2 separate regions of the Homo sapiens genome follow, and region 1 is linked to region 2. A link is an interaction called in ENCODE POLR2A ChIA-PET data of the cell type or tissue named here. Cell type or tissue: PC-9. All regions are shown on one strand. Links, peaks and the distances in the headings refer to the core of each region. The heading gives the core; the rest is flanking DNA.

Evidence for each region. Peaks named below come from ENCODE experiments on the same cell type or tissue, not always from the same donor. Only the 100,000 strongest peaks of a DNase experiment are listed, where the experiment ranks them.
Region 1: POLR2A ChIA-PET joins it to region 2 with 14 read pairs; 3 of 35 experiments call an interaction of 5 or more read pairs at or near these places.

The regions. Positions count from the first base shown.
Region 1 is chr2:85,091,615-85,099,822 of GRCh38, forward strand. No RefSeq gene overlaps it. Among named protein-coding and RNA genes, the nearest start is that of LINC01964, 28 kb to the left of the region's middle. In PC-9, for the core only: no CTCF peak of the experiment used is centred there; DNase peaks (open chromatin) are centred at 4,497 and 5,197; H3K27ac peaks cover 513 bases.
Region 2 is chr2:85,244,911-85,253,118 of GRCh38, forward strand. All of the region lies in intron 3 of TCF7L1 (transcription factor 7 like 1), which reads left to right. Among named protein-coding and RNA genes, the nearest start is that of TCF7L1-IT1, 63 kb to the left of the region's middle. In PC-9, for the core only: no CTCF peak of the experiment used is centred there; a DNase peak (open chromatin) is centred at 4,081; H3K27ac peaks cover 1,616 bases.

The DNA.
Region 1 (8,208 bases), core at 2,056-7,055, 150 kb before region 2:
GGTGGCAGGCGCCTGTATTCCCAGCTACATGGGAGGCTGAGGCAGGAGAATCACTTGAACCTTGGAGGCGGATGTTGCCGTGAGCTGAGATCGTGCCATTGCACTCCAGCCTGGGTGACAAGAGCAAAACTCCATCTCAAAAAAAATATATATATATATATAGATATATATATATTTAATAGCACACAAAAATATTCCCAGGATATGTAAGGTGGAAAAAGTAGAATATGGTTCTGATTTGGTGACATTTGTAAAATAAATCCATATAAATTAAACAACATTTCAACATTTCAGTCTTCTTATTACCTAATAATGTGAAAAGGAAAGGGAAGCTTAGGGTATGCTTAGGATAGGTTGCATTCAAATATAGGTTTGTGGCATACTCACAATTCCCTTTGTAGTTGTGGCGGCCTGCCCAGAAATAGGCAGCTAAACAGGTTTCAGAAGAGATCTCCCTAAGGGCCAGAAGGGATCTGCCTCCCAAAGTGTTAAGATCCTGAGTCAGGGCAAAACAAAACAAACAAACAAAAAACGCACAAAACAAAAAAGGGTTTCAGACATGGGACCCAAAGCCACAGTGCCAAGTCCATAGGATCCAAATTACAGGTAACAATGTGCAAGCAAGTTGCTTCTCCTACCAGTAACCATGAGGCACAGCTCCCTGGTGTGTCGCAGAAGGCTGTGTTTACTTAACGATTGCTATGGCTTGAATGTGTCCCCCAAAAAGTATGTGTTGGAAATGTAATCCCCAGTGCAGCAGTATTGGGAGACGGGGCCCAATGGGAGCAGTTTAGATCATGAGGGCTCCACCCTTATGAATAGATTCATGCCAATTTTAAAAGAGCTTGAGACTGCAAATTCAATCTCTTGCCTTCTCTCACCATGCAATACCTTCAGTCATGTTATGACGCAGCAAGAAACCCTCGCCAGATGCATTCCTCAATCTTGGACTTCCCAGCCTCCAGAACCATGAACCAAATAAATTTCTGTTTGTTACAAATTAGCCAGTGTGTGGTATTCTGCTATCGCAGCACAAAACAGACTAAGACAACAATGGTTAGTGACATTCTGAGCAAGGCTGGGAGGCCACAGTTTGCAAATATGAATAGGAACAGCCTAGAAGGACAGTCCGGTATTACCAACACTTATCTCTGAGTGGTGGGATTAACCAATTATTTTTCACTTTTTACATTTCTGTGTTTTCTAAATTTTTTTGTCCTAAATACATGTGACTTTTTGAAAATTCTTATTAAGAAAAATGTCAAACATACCAAAAGTAAAGAGACTAAAAAAAATTAATCTTCCTCTGTCCATCACTAAGCTTTGGCTATTCTCAACATTCTGTCAAACCTGTTTTATCTCTCCACACTCCAATTTTGTTTTTTCTTCAGTATTTTGTTTTATTTTATTGGGACAGGGTCTCACTCTGCCACCCAGGCCAGAGTGCAGTGACACAACCATGGCTCACTGCAGCCTCGACCTCTCTGGCTCAAGCAATCCTCCCACCTCAGCCTCCCAAGTAGTTGGGACTACAGGCACATGTCACCATGCCCGGTTAATTATTTATTTATTTTTAGAGATAGGGTCTCACTATGTTGCCCAGTTTGGTCTTGAACTCCTGGCTTCAAGTGATCCTCCCTTGCCTCAGCCTCCCAAAGCTGTGGGATTATAGGCATGAGCCACTGTGCCTGGACTTTTCTTGAGTATTTAAAAACAAATCCTAATTTTTCCATGTTAGGCCAGTGAAGCCCCCTCAAGTTGTCTCATATGTCCTTTTCAAATGACTTCATTAGTCTTTGACAGTTTCTGTGCTTCCTGGCACAACAAAATATTCCTGCTAGTGGTAGATTTTTAAAAATGGTTACAAATCCCTCTCTTTCCTGTATGCAGGCTTCTTTGCAATATGACTTTGCAACTTAGAGTTGAATGGACTCTAGAACAATATGCAGCATGAGAAATGGGAGGATTTTGCTCCCCCAAAGTGCAATAAGGCCCTCTGTGTTTTTGTTTTTTGTTTTGTTTTGTTTTGTTTTTTAAGAAAGAAGGCAAAAGTTTATTTATAAACCATTTACCTGAGATAATCTCCATTCTTTTTCTTTTTTTTATTATTATTATACTTTAAGTTTTAGGGTACATGTGCACAATGTGCAGGTTAGTTACATATGTATACATGTGCCATGGTGGTGTGCTGCACCCATTAACTCGTCATTTAGCATTAGGTATATCTCCTAATGCTATCGCTCCCCCTTCCCCCCACCCCACAACAGTCCCCAGAGTGTGATGTTCCCCTTCCTGTGTCCATGTGTTCTCATTGTTCAATTCCCATCTATGAGTGAGAACATGCGGTGTTTGGTTTTTTGTCCTTGCGATAGTTTACTGAGAATGATGATTTCCAATTTCATCCATGTCCCTACAAAGGACATGAACTCATCATTTTTTATGGCTGCATAGTATTCCATGGTGTGTATGTGCCACATTTTCTTAATCCAGTCTATCATTGTTGGACATTTGGGTTGGTTCCAAGTCTTTGCTATTGTGAATAGTGCCGCAATAAACATACGTGTTCATGTTGTCTTTATAGCAGCATGATTTATGGTCCTTTGGGTATATATCCAGTAATGGGATGGCTGGGTCAAATGGTATTTCTAGTTCTAGATCCCTGAGGAATCGCCGCACTGACTTCCACAATGGTTGAACCAGTTTACCGTCCCACCAACAGTGTAAAAGTGTTCCTATTTCTCCACATCCTCTCCAGCACCTGTTGTTTCCTGACTTTTTAATGATTGCCATTCTAACTGGTGTGAGATGGTATCTCATTGTGGTTTTAATTTGCATTTCTCTGATGAATAAGGCCCTCTGTTAATGACATGTTACCTAATGTCAAAGAGGTTTTATGTAATACAGTAAAATTAACATCTTTATCCAGCCTCTCCCACCAAGACATATGGTTTATTTCTCCTACCTTTGAATCTGGACTTGGCCATGTACCTTGCTTTGGTCAGTGGAACGTTGTTGATAGTGCAGAGTAGCGCTGAGTTCATTTGGCTGAGGCCATTCTCAGTTTCGACACAAGATGGGGAGGCTGCTAATAGAGGACGAGCTCTGTATTGTGTGGAGGAGGATGGTAAGCTGGTGGCGTAAGCCCCAATCTGTATTAGTTATCTGTTGCTGCATAACAAATCACTCCAAAATTTACAACCAACAATTTATCTCATATTATGGTTTCTGTGGGACAGGAATTTGGTAGTTTAGGTGGGCAACTCTAGCTCAGGCTCTTGTAGGGTTGCAATCAGGATGTCATCTGGGGATTCAGTCACCTGAAGGCTTGACAGGGTCTGGTGGGGGTCTACCTCCAAGATGGCTCCCTTACTTTATTATTATTATTTTTTATTTTTTTAGTATTTATTGATCATTCTTGGGTGTTTCTCGGAGAGGGGGATTTGGCAGGGTCATAGGACAATAGTGGAGGGAAGGTCAGCAGATAAACATGTGAACAAAGGACCTTACTTTATTATTGGCAGAAGGTTTCAGTTCCTTGCCATGTGGGACTCTTCCTAGGGCTGCTTAAGTGTCCTGACATCTTGGTTTCTGGTTTTCCCCCAGGAGAGTGATCCAAGAGAGAGCGCATGGAGAAAGCCACAGTGCTTTCCTTTTCTTAGAGACAGGATATTGCTCTGTTGCAAAGACTGGAATGCAGTGGTGCAATCATTACTCACTGTAACCTCTAACTTCTGGGTTCCAGCCATCCTCCTGCCTCAGCCTCCCACCTCACTGGAACTACAGGCACGTGCCACCATGCCTGGCTAATTTTTAAAGTTTTTTGTACAGACAGGGTCTTGCTATATTTCCCAGGCTAGTCTCAAACTCCTGTCCAAAAGCGACCCTCCCGCCTTGGCCTCCCCAAGTGCTAGGATTACAGGTGTGAGCCCCTTGCACAGCTGCACATGCTCTGTATGTCCTGATCTTGAATATCACACACTGTCACTTCTGCCACATGCCATTCACTAAGCAAATCACTAGGGATAGCTCATGCTTGAGGGGATGAGGGAGTGGAAATGGGCTCCACTTTTTTTTTTTTTTTTTTTTTTTTGAGATGGAGTCTGGTTCTGTCACCTAGGCTGGAGTGCAGTGTCCTGATCTCAGCTTATTGCAACTTCCACCTCCCAAGTTCAAGTGATTCTCCTGCCTCAGCCTCCCTAGTAGTTGGGATTACAGGTGTGTGCCACCACGCCTGGCTAATTTTTTTGCATTTTTAGTAGAGACGGGGTTTCACCATGTTGGCCAGGCTGGTCTCGAACTCCTGGCCTCAGGTGATCCACCCGCCTCGGCCTCCCAAAGTGCTGGGATTACAGGCATGAGCCAGCTCCACCTTTTTTGTGGACATATTTTAGAACACCACACTCTCTTACTCAAATTTCCTTTCCCAGCTTCCTTACACACTGCCATTTTACTCACAAGGCAAACACGCCTTATCAGTTTAGTAGAAAATAAGAGGTAAAGTTTCATGCTAAAGATGGAATTTTTAGTGCTACAATGACAAGGACATCCATCCTTGTCATTTTGCAGTTACTGTAAACATTGCAAAATGTGAATTGCATATATTAGAAGTGATGCATACTGTGACACATTCATCATTTTTTCAATTTTCTCAGGTAGATATTTACCATACTCTTCCAGTTATATCCTCTTAGAACTAGCGTTTGTGTCTTACCAACATGTTTGATAGTCCAATATGCTGATTTTTGAAGATAGATGTAGTATAAAAAAGAAAAGGGGGATTCAAAGCCTAGGTTTACAGAAACTTCCCTTTTTTCCTTTTTCTTCTTTTTTTTTTTTTTTCCTTTCTTTTTTGTGATGGAGTCTCAATCCATCACCCAGGCTGGAGTGCAGTGGCATGATCTCGGTTCACTGCAACCTCCACACCCCAGGTTCAAGTGATTGTCCTGCCTCAGCCTCCCAAGTAGCCAGGATTATAGGCGTCTGCCACCACTCCTGGCTAATTTTTGTATTTTTAGTAGAGACGGGGTTCTACCACGTTGGCCAGGCTGGTCTCGATCTCCTGACCTCAGGTGACCCACCCACCTCAGCCTCCCAAAGTGCTGAGATTATAAGCATGAGCCACTACACTGGCATTTTTTTTTTTTTTTTAAGAGACAAGGTCTTGCTATGTTGCCCCCAGGCTGGTCTGTGGTCTGGAACTCCCAAGCTTAAGGTGTCTCGGCTTCCCAAGTAGCTGAGATTACAGGCACTCATCCCTGCACCTGGCTACGACACTTCTCAAATTAGCGATGAGAAATTTCAGTTTTCTGAGTCATTTCAATGCACTAGAGGACAATGGACACAAAAAAGTTCATCTACATAATTAAAGATATTTGTAAATGGGCTTTACATGGGCTTTGAGTTTTCTGTTCATTTGTGTGTCATCTGTGGTGAGCAACTTACACATTCAGCAACGGCTCCCACAAAAGTGAAAAGACACTCGACTACAAATCATAGTCATTTGACAAGTAAACGGGCTGATTATTGTAAGTAGTTACTGGAATCTTCAAACAGACTAAAGTTTTTAAAAGTCACAAGCAGAAAAAAGGCTCAGGAAAAAAATTATTTAGTAGCAGAATTATTGCCTAGGATAGGAAAAGTCATACAGTTAATGAGACACTAACAATGCCAGATGGAAACTTAGAGTTGAGCAGACTCTAGAACAATATGCAGCATGAGAAATGGGAGGATTTTGCTCCCCCAAGTGCAACAAGGCCCCCTGTTAATGACATTGTTACCTAATGCCAAAGAGGTTTTATGTAATACAGTAAAATTAACAACATCTTTATCCAGACTGAGTCAAGAGATGTCACCAATAAATATAATACCTTAACATTTGTAATATTTGTAAATTGCAATAAAATTCAAGATCACTTTTCCTCTGTAAAGAGGTGCCGCAAAATCCATCAAGAAAATGTAGCAATTACACACATATATGCAGCTAACAACAGAAATGCAAAATATGTGAAGCCAAAAAATGAAAGAATTGAAGAGAGAAATAGACAATTTGACAATAATAGTTGAAGACTTATATGCTTCATTTTCAATAATGGGTAGAACAACTAGACAGAAGGTCGACAAGGAAATAGAAGACTTGAACAGCGCTAGAAACAAACTAGACTTAACAGACATCTACAGAACACTTCACCCAGCAAAAGTGGAATCAAAATTTTTAAGTGCACATGGAACACTCTAAAGATAGATCATATGACAGGTCATAAAACAAACCTCAATAAATTTAAAAGGACAGAAATAATACAAATTATGTTCTCCAATTACAATTAAATGGAAATAGAAATCAATGGAGAGAAATTCGGTATATCCACAAATAGGTGGAATTTTTTTTTAATTACTGACTTGAAGCTCATATAGGTGGAAATTAAACAACACACTTCCAAATAACGATTTAGTCAAGAAAGAATTTTTTTTTTTTTTTTTTTTTGAGACAGAGTCTCGCTCTGTCATCCAGGCTGGAGTGCAATGGCGTGATCTTGGCTCACTGCAACCTCCGCCTCTCAGGTTCAAGCAATTCTCCTGTCTCAGCCTCCGAAGTAGCTGGGACTACAGGTGCCCACTACCACGCCTGGCTAATTTTTGTATTTTCAGTAGAGATGGGTTTTCACCATATTGGTCAGGCTGGTCTCAAACTTTTGACCTCAGGTGATCCACCTGCCTCGGCCTCCCAAAGTGCTGGGATTACAGGCATGAGCCACTGCGCCTGGCTAAGAAAGAAATTTTTAAGGCTGGGCGCAGTGGCTCACACCTGTAATCCCAGCACTTTGGGAGGCCAAGGCAGGTGGATCATGAGGTCAGGAGTTCGAGACCACTCTGGCCAACATAGTGAAACTCTGTCTCTACTAAAAATAAAAAAAATTAGGCCGGCATGGTGATGTGCACCTGTAATCCCAGCTACTCAGGAGACTGAGGCAGGAGAATCACTTGCACCCAGGAGGCAGAGGTTGCAGTGAGCCAAGATCGCGCCACAGCACTCCAGCCTGGGTAACAGAACGAGACTCCGTCTCAAAAAAAAAAGAAATTTTTAAAAATCAGAAAATACTTTGAGGCAAATGAAAATGAAGACACACATACCAAAAGTTATGGGATGCAGCAATAGCAGTGCTTACAGGGAAATTTATAGCTGTAAATATCTACATAAAAGAAGAAGAAAGGTCTCAAATAAATAATTAAATCTTCTACATTAAAGAACTAGAAAGGGGTCAGGCATGATGGCTCATGCCAGTAATCCCAGCGCTTTGGGAGGCTAAGGCAGGAGGATTGCTTGAGCCCAGGAGTTCGAAAGCAGTCTGGGCAACGTGGCAAAACTCCATCTCTACAAAAAATACAAAAATTAGCTGAGTGAGATGGCACGCACCTGTAGTCCCAGCTACTCAGGAGACTGAGGTGAGAGGATCACCTGAGCCCAGGGAGGTTGAGGCTGCAGTGAGCCATGATTGCACTACTGCACTCTAGCCTGGGAGACAGAGTGAGACCCTGTCTCAAAAGAAAAAGAAAAGTAAATTAGAAAGAGAAGAGCAAACTAAATCCAAAGCAAATGGAAAAAAGAAATTAACAAAGATTAGAACGGAGATACATGTAATAGAGAATAGAGAAACAACAGAGAAAATCAACAAAATCAAAAGTTGGTTTTTTGAAAAGATCAATGAAATTGACAATATTTAGCTAGACTAACCAAGAAAAAAAAAAAAGAGAAGACTCAAGCTACTGAAATCAGTAAAGAGGAAATTTACTACCAACCTTACGTAAATAAAAAGGATTATAAGAGGCCAGGTGCGGTGGCTCACACCTGTAATCCCAGCACTTTGGGAGGCTGAGGTGGGCTGATCACGAGGTCGAGAGATCGAGATCATCCTGGCCAACATGGTGAAACCCCGTCTCTACTAAAAATACAAAAATTAGCTGGGCGTGGTGGCACGTGCCTGTAGTCCCAGCTACTCAGGAGGCTGAGGCAGGAGAATCTCTTGAACCTGGGAGGTGGAGGTTGCAGTGAGCCAAAATCATGCCACTGCACTCCAGCCTGGCGAAAGAGCAAGACTCTGTCTCAAAAAAAAAAAAAAAAAAAAAAAGGATTGTAAGAGACTACTGACCAGGCTCACACCTGTAATCCTAATGAATTGCTTGAGACCAGGAGTTTGAGACCAGCCTGGGCTA
Region 2 (8,208 bases), core at 1,814-6,813:
GGAGGAGACCTGGTGGGCGCCGCATTCCTGCAGCCAAGGAGGGGAGTGTACGAAGGAAGAGGGGCTGCTGCTGAAGGTCGAGTGAGATGAGGGCTGAGAAACAACCATTAGGTTTAGCAAATGCAGGTCTTTGCTGTCCTCAAAATATAGACTTGGCACTCTGCCCGCTAGCAGGACAGATTCCAGAATAGAATCTGGTATCAAGACAGATACCAGGGAGAGGAGGCTCTTCAAAATCCCAGGCACGTCTGGCCCCCTAGGAGACTCAGGAAAAAGTCTCCAGACTTGGAACCTAAGCTGGACTGCCTTATCTGAGAAGATTGGTGTAATCAATGGTTTGGTGTCAGGCTCCCATAGAGAATGGGGTGAAGCTGACTATGGCTCAGCACTTGCTTAGGATAGTGGGCCATAGGGGGTTCCCTTCTTGGATGGAGGGCCGAAGGCAAGCCTCTTCACTGGGCATCAGTCACCAGTCCCTCTTCCCTCTAAGATGGGGTAGGTTGGCTGACAAGGCTTCCCACTGGCACAGTGCAACCAGAAGTCCCAGATGGGGACCTGGAACCATGTGGCTCATCTTTGAGCTACAAGGTCAGAGCCAGGGGCCTCTTTAAAACAGACCGGGCCAGGCACGGTGGCTCACATCTGTAATCCCAGCACTTTGGGAGGCCGAGGCGGGCAGATCACGAGGTCAGGAGATCGAGACCATCCTGGCTAACACGGTGAAACCCCGTCTCTACTAAAAAAAATACAAAAAATGAGCTGGGCATGGTGGTGGGCGCTTGTAGTCCCAGCTACTCGGGAGGCTGAGGCAGGAGAATGGCATGAACCTGGGAGGAGGAGCTGGCAGTGAGCCGAGATCGCACCACTGCATTCCGGCCTGGGCAACAGAGCGAGACTCCATCTCAAAAAAAAATTAATTAATTAAAAAAAAAAAAAAACAGACCAACAGTTGCCCATAGACCAACAGCAGTTTGTCAGATGGAAACAGTTAAAGGATGGCCATGTCCTTCTTGGGCAGTGCAGTGCCGGTTTTGGTCACCCGGTGACTGACCAGCTCTCCTTTGCCCAGAAAGATCTCCAAGTGAATGGCAGTCAGGTGTCCCCCATGAATGTGGTTTAGGACAGGACTGTCCACAGTGCTGACTCAATGCAATGGTGTTATTTATTGCTTCTGCTAGTGGTGGTGGTTGGCTTGGTTCTGATCTCCAGATGTAACAGTGCCATCCCGGCAAGTGAAATCATGCATTGGGAAAAAATCGAGGATGGACATCTCAACACAGTTGGGTGTAGTTTCCACTTGCAATTACTCATAAGCTTCACAGGCTTAGTGGAATCTTAAACTGCCCTCAAAGGAAAACTCAATTAGATCAAAATGGATTTAATTACTTAATGAATTCTAAATGTGTCAAAATTGACAGGCAAGCTTATTTGGGGGCCTGGGAGAGGGAAGTACTATGAAGAGTGTCACATGCCTTTCATGACAGAGCAGAAGGGAGCTCACCTCCCACACAGCTCCACCCACATATTCCCAGATTGACATACTTAACGACTCACATCCATTATCTCATTTCATCCTCAAAATAGTTCTAAGAATTAAGTGCAGCTGGTATAATCACTCCTATTTAATAGACAGTGAGTTGAGGCTTATTGAGGTGATGGATTTGCCCCTGGCAAGGCGAGGCTCTCCACGCAGGTCTCCTGACTTCTCCATCTGGCCGTTGCTCGGTGGGGGAGGAAGCAGCCCCTCTGACAAGTGTACTCATGGATATTGCCACCAGCATTTATTAATAACAGATGAGCCAAGTGCTCAGCAGAATTGCAATCCTAAGGACTCTCAAGCATTTCTCTCAAGATATTTTTTTCTTATCTCATGAAATCATGCAGTCTAGTCATTATCTGATACATGTACCCCCATGATGGTTTTGACCACCACCCTCCTTCCCTCTTGTCCACTTGTAGGACAGGAGAATTGCTCTGTGCCTGATGTCACCATAGGTCCTGGCTACCCACCATTCTCTGTAAAGAGTGAGTGCCAAGAGCTTTCAGTGAGGTACATTCCACTGGAGTGGGAGGTTTTAGCAGCTCTTTCCTTCATAACTGAAACAGTTGATTGATTGTGCTGTTACCAGGCTCTGTTTGTTTGCCCCACTGGGTTTGCATCCCTACAAGAAGCCCCCTCTGTCTTTTTGCAGGTGCTTGAGCAAGTACACCATGCTAGTGAGCAGTTCAACAGAATCCATTTTCTTAGAGAAACTGGTGAAGTGAACACAGCTTACCAGGATACAATATCCAAATTAGCACACTACCTTTTATTGTTATTAATATCACCATGACCGCTATTATTAACCTCTCCCTCTTATACAAACACATTCACTCATATGCATCCTATTTCAGAAGGTTTATCTTCTTAAAGACTGATATAATTTTCACATTTTACTTTAAACAGTAAATACAAGTGTAGGAGGCCAGAAAGCAACAGCTAAGTTAGACCCTAGTCCGTAAATTCCAATCCCTTATAAGAAGGAATCTCTTCCAATGAGACCTTTTGTTTTTCCTGCCCCAAGGTGAATGTTTTGAGAACCTTTGCATCAAATCAATTCAGATACTTGTCTTTAACTTGCAAAACTTAAACAAATGGACTTTTTTCTGCTAGCACTATTTTAGGATTCACAGAAAATCCAGTCTCCTTAAGCAGTTGAATTGAGGTTTTTGCCAAAATTGTGAGGGTTTGAAAATCGGCTTTAAATTTAGAGCATGCCCATGGTAAGGTTGCGCGGGTGTCCTATGGCTCTGTAGAATTAAGCATTAACGTTGCAGCTGGATTCCATTTCTTTGTGAACATGCAAATTAACATCTTCAGTGGCTTCCTCTGCCTGCATACTTATATACCAGCCTCCAAATGTGTTATTTGTTATTAAAATCACCGTATTTATGTGTGGGGGTTTGCGGTGACTTTCCCAGATGCAGTGATCCTAATTGTAACCATACAGGTTATTCAAACATAGCTTGGATATTTAAAACAGAAGCGAATCTAGGCCAGCATGCAGTTAGTTGAGTGTAATGTAGATGTGAAAAGACTCCTTGTGGCCGGTAGTGTTCGGTTCTGTTAGCTCCAAGAATATATCTTCCTATGGTGATTGAATAATGTGCAACTGACCTGGGTCCTTCCAGGTACCTACTTTTAAACCAGGAGTTATAATAGATTTATAAATCTTTAGGCTTTACTGGTATTTGCTTTCTGTGAACAGGAAATCTAGGGAGCTAACTGCCCCCCTGCAATATGAAAGGCACATGTTCCCCAAATGTGACTTTGGGGGCTCTCTGGGGTTTAATAACAAACACTTGCTTGGTTTTTGGGACTGGCGTTTCTTCAACTCACCCATGCATGGGAACCGTCTGAAGAGATTGTGTAAACGCAGATTCTACTTCAGTAGGGCTGTCGTGGGGCCTGGAACTCTGCATTTCTAACACAATTCCACATAGTGCTGATGGTACTGGTCCAGGGAACACACTTGGAGTAGCAGGATCTGCAGCCAAATAAATACAACCCAGTCTCCAAACTAGAGCGGACAGGCCCCCAGGAGGCTGTTTCCATGGGCCCTGGGTTTTGCTAGCCTTCCCGTCCCACTTATACACACTTACATTTGCAGAGGAGAAATGGTGAACACCTGACAACATTTGTTTAATTTTTATCGTTGTGGGGCCTTTTGGGAGGGAGGAAGAAGAGTATCTCAGCCAACCACCAACTCCCACCCCCTAAACCATCAAGATTGCTAGCGTTGTGCTTGTAGTTTTCCAAAAATGTACATGAACATAGCTGATCCACCCACTTTGGTGGATAACCTTGCCAATAACAGAGGCAGCTCAGCCAGGAGTGAGTGATTGGTCCAGAATAAACCCACCCAGGTGGCAGTCAGTTCTTCACTGCCCTGTTTAGACCTGGCCTGAGGATTGACATTTCCTTTAACTGTCTCAAATGAGAGCTATCCTGGGCTTCTTCCAGCAACCCGTGCCTCCTCCCAGACTCTGCAATCCTGTGGGTGCTCCATAAATACTTGTTGACTGACTTGACTCATTCCCTTGGGGAGGGAAAAAAAAAACAGGAGGAAGTAGGGAAAGGGGGAGTGAACTTGGTTTTCCGTCTCTTGTAAGTATCATAAGGAAATACCTAGCCTAATGTCTGTTGGCAGACTATGACTGTTTGCATTCTACAAAGTAGCATTTGAAATTTTAGTTTTTGCTTTTCACTAGTTGCAGTTTTTCTCTGTGTGCTGAATGCAGAAAGTAGTTCCCTTTGGAATTTCCATCTGGGAACCCAGCAGGAGAACCAGCTGCTGCCACTGCCGCTACTGCTAAGGAAAAAGTGGTCCCTCGCTGGCCTGTGCTGGTGTGGGCCCCGATTCTCGTGCAGTTACCCTTGCATGGGTGAGCAGAGTCCTGGGTATTTGCTCTGGCGACACCAGTTTTTGATTGTTTACAGGCTGGGTTTTCCCTAGTTGTTCAGCTGTGAGAATCTGAGGATATGTTTGTTCTTTCCTAATTGCATCCTGTGCCTCTTTCCTTTTTTTCCCTCCAGAAGTGGAAGGCATTTTTCTGCCTTGATAAAGTGTACCAGGCCAAGGGGCCTGTTGTACTCCAAAACCCCTCTTCTCAAGGTGACCCCAGTTGCCACTCACCTGCTTTTCTGGGGGTCTGCGGAACCTTCCTCACAGCCTGCACAACTGTCTCCCTTAAGAACCCTTCCTGGTACAAAGCCTCCATAAAACTCATTTGCTCTTGAGTCTTAGTTCTGGTGGAACATATCCCTGAGTTTTTGCACACTGGGCCTCCATCCAGGCCTTTTCCTGGGAGAGTAGAAAACCCATGGGCTCTGTGGGGTGGGGAAAAGCCCTCAGTTCTGGGTCTGGAAGCATCATCAGTTGCAGCCATGAGCAAGGTTTTGCCATTCTGTGCCTCAGTTTCCTCATCTGTGAAAAGGTGATAACATTATTTCTTTATCCCACTATGTTGTTCTGAGGATTAAGTGAGTTTGCAGTGTAAAGACATAGACAAAGACATAGGGACAGAGAAAGGTAACATTTGTTATTGTTGTTTTTCTGTAGCATTTGTGTCTAATGCAGTGGACTGTGTGCCCAATAAATGAGTCCTTTAAATTAATGATAGAAAGAGAAGTGGGGAAATGGGTTATAAGCAGTGATGTACTGGTAAATATTTAACAGTCAGCTCCTGGTGGGGAGGATTGTGCTCTGATTAGTGTTTGCCAATTTCCATGATGTAAATACTCTCCCTGTGGCTGATTTCAAGCTACCAACGTGACATCACTGAACACTGAGTTTGAAGGAGATGCCAGTACACCAGTGCCAGCTGCTCTGGTCCACTACTGGAAGGCATCTGCAATAGACCAAAGCCATAAGGCACCCATCACCCCTGGCCTTCTCACCTTGCCACACACAGGAATTGGTAACTGGGCCTTTTAAAAAAGCACTCGGTAATATATTAAATATTAAACATAGACTAGCTCAAAAGTGAGAATTTTTTTTTTTTGAGACAGAGTCTCGCTCTGTCGCCCAGGCTGGAGTGCAGTGGTGCTATCTCGGCTCACTGCAACCTCCACCTCCCGGGTTCAAGCGATTCTCGTGCCTCAGCCTCCTGAGTAGCTGGGATTACAGGCGCCGGCCACCACGCCTGGCTGATTTTTGTATTTTTAGTAGAGACAGGGTTTCGCCATGTTGGCCAGGCTGGTCTCGAACTCCTGGCCTCAAATGATCACCCACCTCAGCCTCCCAAAGTGGTAGGATTACAGGCGTGATCCACCATGCCCAGCCGAAAAATGAGATTTTTAATAAGCCTGGCTAGCTTTGTATTACACTATTTTGTGTTTCGTGTATGTTAAAAGCTCCCAAGTTGTGCCGTCCCCTGCAAAGAAAGCCCTGAATGCACAGAATTAGGCACATCTTGAGGACAGATAACCTTTGAGAGACCTTTCAGAGCCACTAAAGAAAGGCAAAGGAGAAACTGTAGTCTCGGAGAATGCTTAGTGTTCAGACTGAGCAGCAAAAAGGTGTTAAATAAGTAATTAACAGCTGGATTCTAAATAGCAGCTAAGAGTTAGAGGCCTGAGAACATGGCCTGAGGCCACCAGAAGGTGGGAGAGAGATAAACCAGCCTATATTTAGGAGTTAAACAGATGGCAGGATCAGGGCCCTACTTTGTATTTAGGAGGTTTGTGTGGTTTGTTTACTTGGGTTTTGTTTTTTGCTGTAACTAATTTAACAATTTAGGAGTGGAAAGAAAAATTAACCAATTTATCTTGCTGTCTGAATAATGTTTTGCAATAACCAAGAATAGGTCAGTGGACCAAGTGGGTAGGTCACTGCCCTGCTTAATGACCCATATCCGGATATTATTATGTCTAAATGATAATCAGCACTCATTTCTATGCACACAAAGAGAAGCTTGTGAGGAAGAAATAAAAAGCCTTTGCCTTTATTGTGTACAGTATATAGTGTAAACAGTAGGGGTCTAATACATGTTTGTTTCCATAAAGGCTTTTTCTAGCAGCTGTGATCAGCAAGGGGAAAGGACCTGCCTAAAGTCATCACACTGCTAATTGGGGTCGAGTTAGAACCCAAGTCTCTGGGCCCCGCTTGAGGCTGTTTACCTCTTCAGGACAGAAGGGACCAGCTGGATATAAGAGCTGAAGGAGAGAGACCAGACCAGAGCATCTATTCAGGTCACTCTTGTAAATCGCCGCTTTTTGATAGTTCCCTGTGACTGGCATCTGATTGAGAAAATGTGACAAGAAGCTACCTACTGCTTGCCCCTTAAACTAGCTGACAGTTTCCCATTCAAATTCCGATTGCAATTCAGAGACACTCTAGGCTAGGTGCAGTGGCTCACGCCTGTAATCCCAGTATTTTGGGAGGCGGAAGCAGGCAGATCATTTGAGTCTCAGGAGTCTGAGACCAGCCTGGGTAACACAGCAAAACCCCATCACTACAAACGATACAAAAAATTAGCCAGGCGTGGTGGCACGTACCTGTAATCCTAGCCACTTGGGAGGCTGAGGTGGGAGGATCACTTGAACCCAGGAGGTCGAGACTTCAGTGAGCTGTGATTGCGCCACTGCACTCCAGCCTGGGTAACAGAGTAAGATCCTCTCTCAAAACACACACACTCACACTCCAGATGCTTCTCTGCTGCTGTGTGTGCATTGGGTGGTACAGTGACAAGAGGGCTGGGGGAGGCAGGTATCACAGAAAGGACTCTGAGGGAAGTGAGTGGTGCACCCAGGGAAACTGAGGCTATGGGTGGTCCTCCCACATCCTCCCCACAGGCTAGCTGATGCCTCTGGCCTCTCAGTTGTTTTCATCTAAGGAAACTTATTTTGAAGCCATATTCATGGCAGCTGTAGTCCTGAGCATTCGCAGGACTTGTAGATAATTCACCTACGTGGTCTCGGGCAGTTATACCCTGTGATAATTTATAGCCACCCGTTCAGGCAGACAATTCCACATGAGCATTTGCTATCACTCTACTACCCTGACCCAAGCCTCGGTGTGACCCAAGCCTCGGTGTGACCCCTCTGCATGGCCTCTCCAAAAGAGATCCCTTCCCTGGGAGTTTGGGGAGCCTCTGACTCCCAGGAGAGTAGCAAAGCCAAGAAGGGGGAAATAAAAGACCACAAAAGAGCGGTGTGTTTTGAAGGAATGAATGTTTTCTACAGCCCATTTCCAAAGAACAGTCTAGAAATGCTTGCACACAAACAGTGTCATCAGAGTAGAGTAAGTGTGTGGTTTCCAAGCAGCCCCTACCACAAGCTCCCCGAGGCCTGTGCCTGCCAGGGAGCCCAACCTCAGCACCTAGTATCCAGCTCCCCAGGGAAACTGTTCTGAGCATTAGTCCTCCCTTCTCTGAGCCCAGAACGGCAGGCTGCAACTTCTAGGGTTGAATGGATGGCAGCTCAAGGAAACAGAATGGCTTTCTGGTTTTAAAACCTCAGAAAACCTAAAAACTTGATCTCTATTGCTTTACTTTAGGAAATTTTAGGCCCTTTCTCAGACGGCCTAAAATTAGACCTTCGCCACTCCCAACCAAAGCATGTCATGACATGGAAGAAGGTGGTCCCTGGCCTAATGACCCATTTCTGTAAAAATGAGGTAGGATGTGTAAACAGTGCAATAAGACTATGGAACAACAGACCGTGAG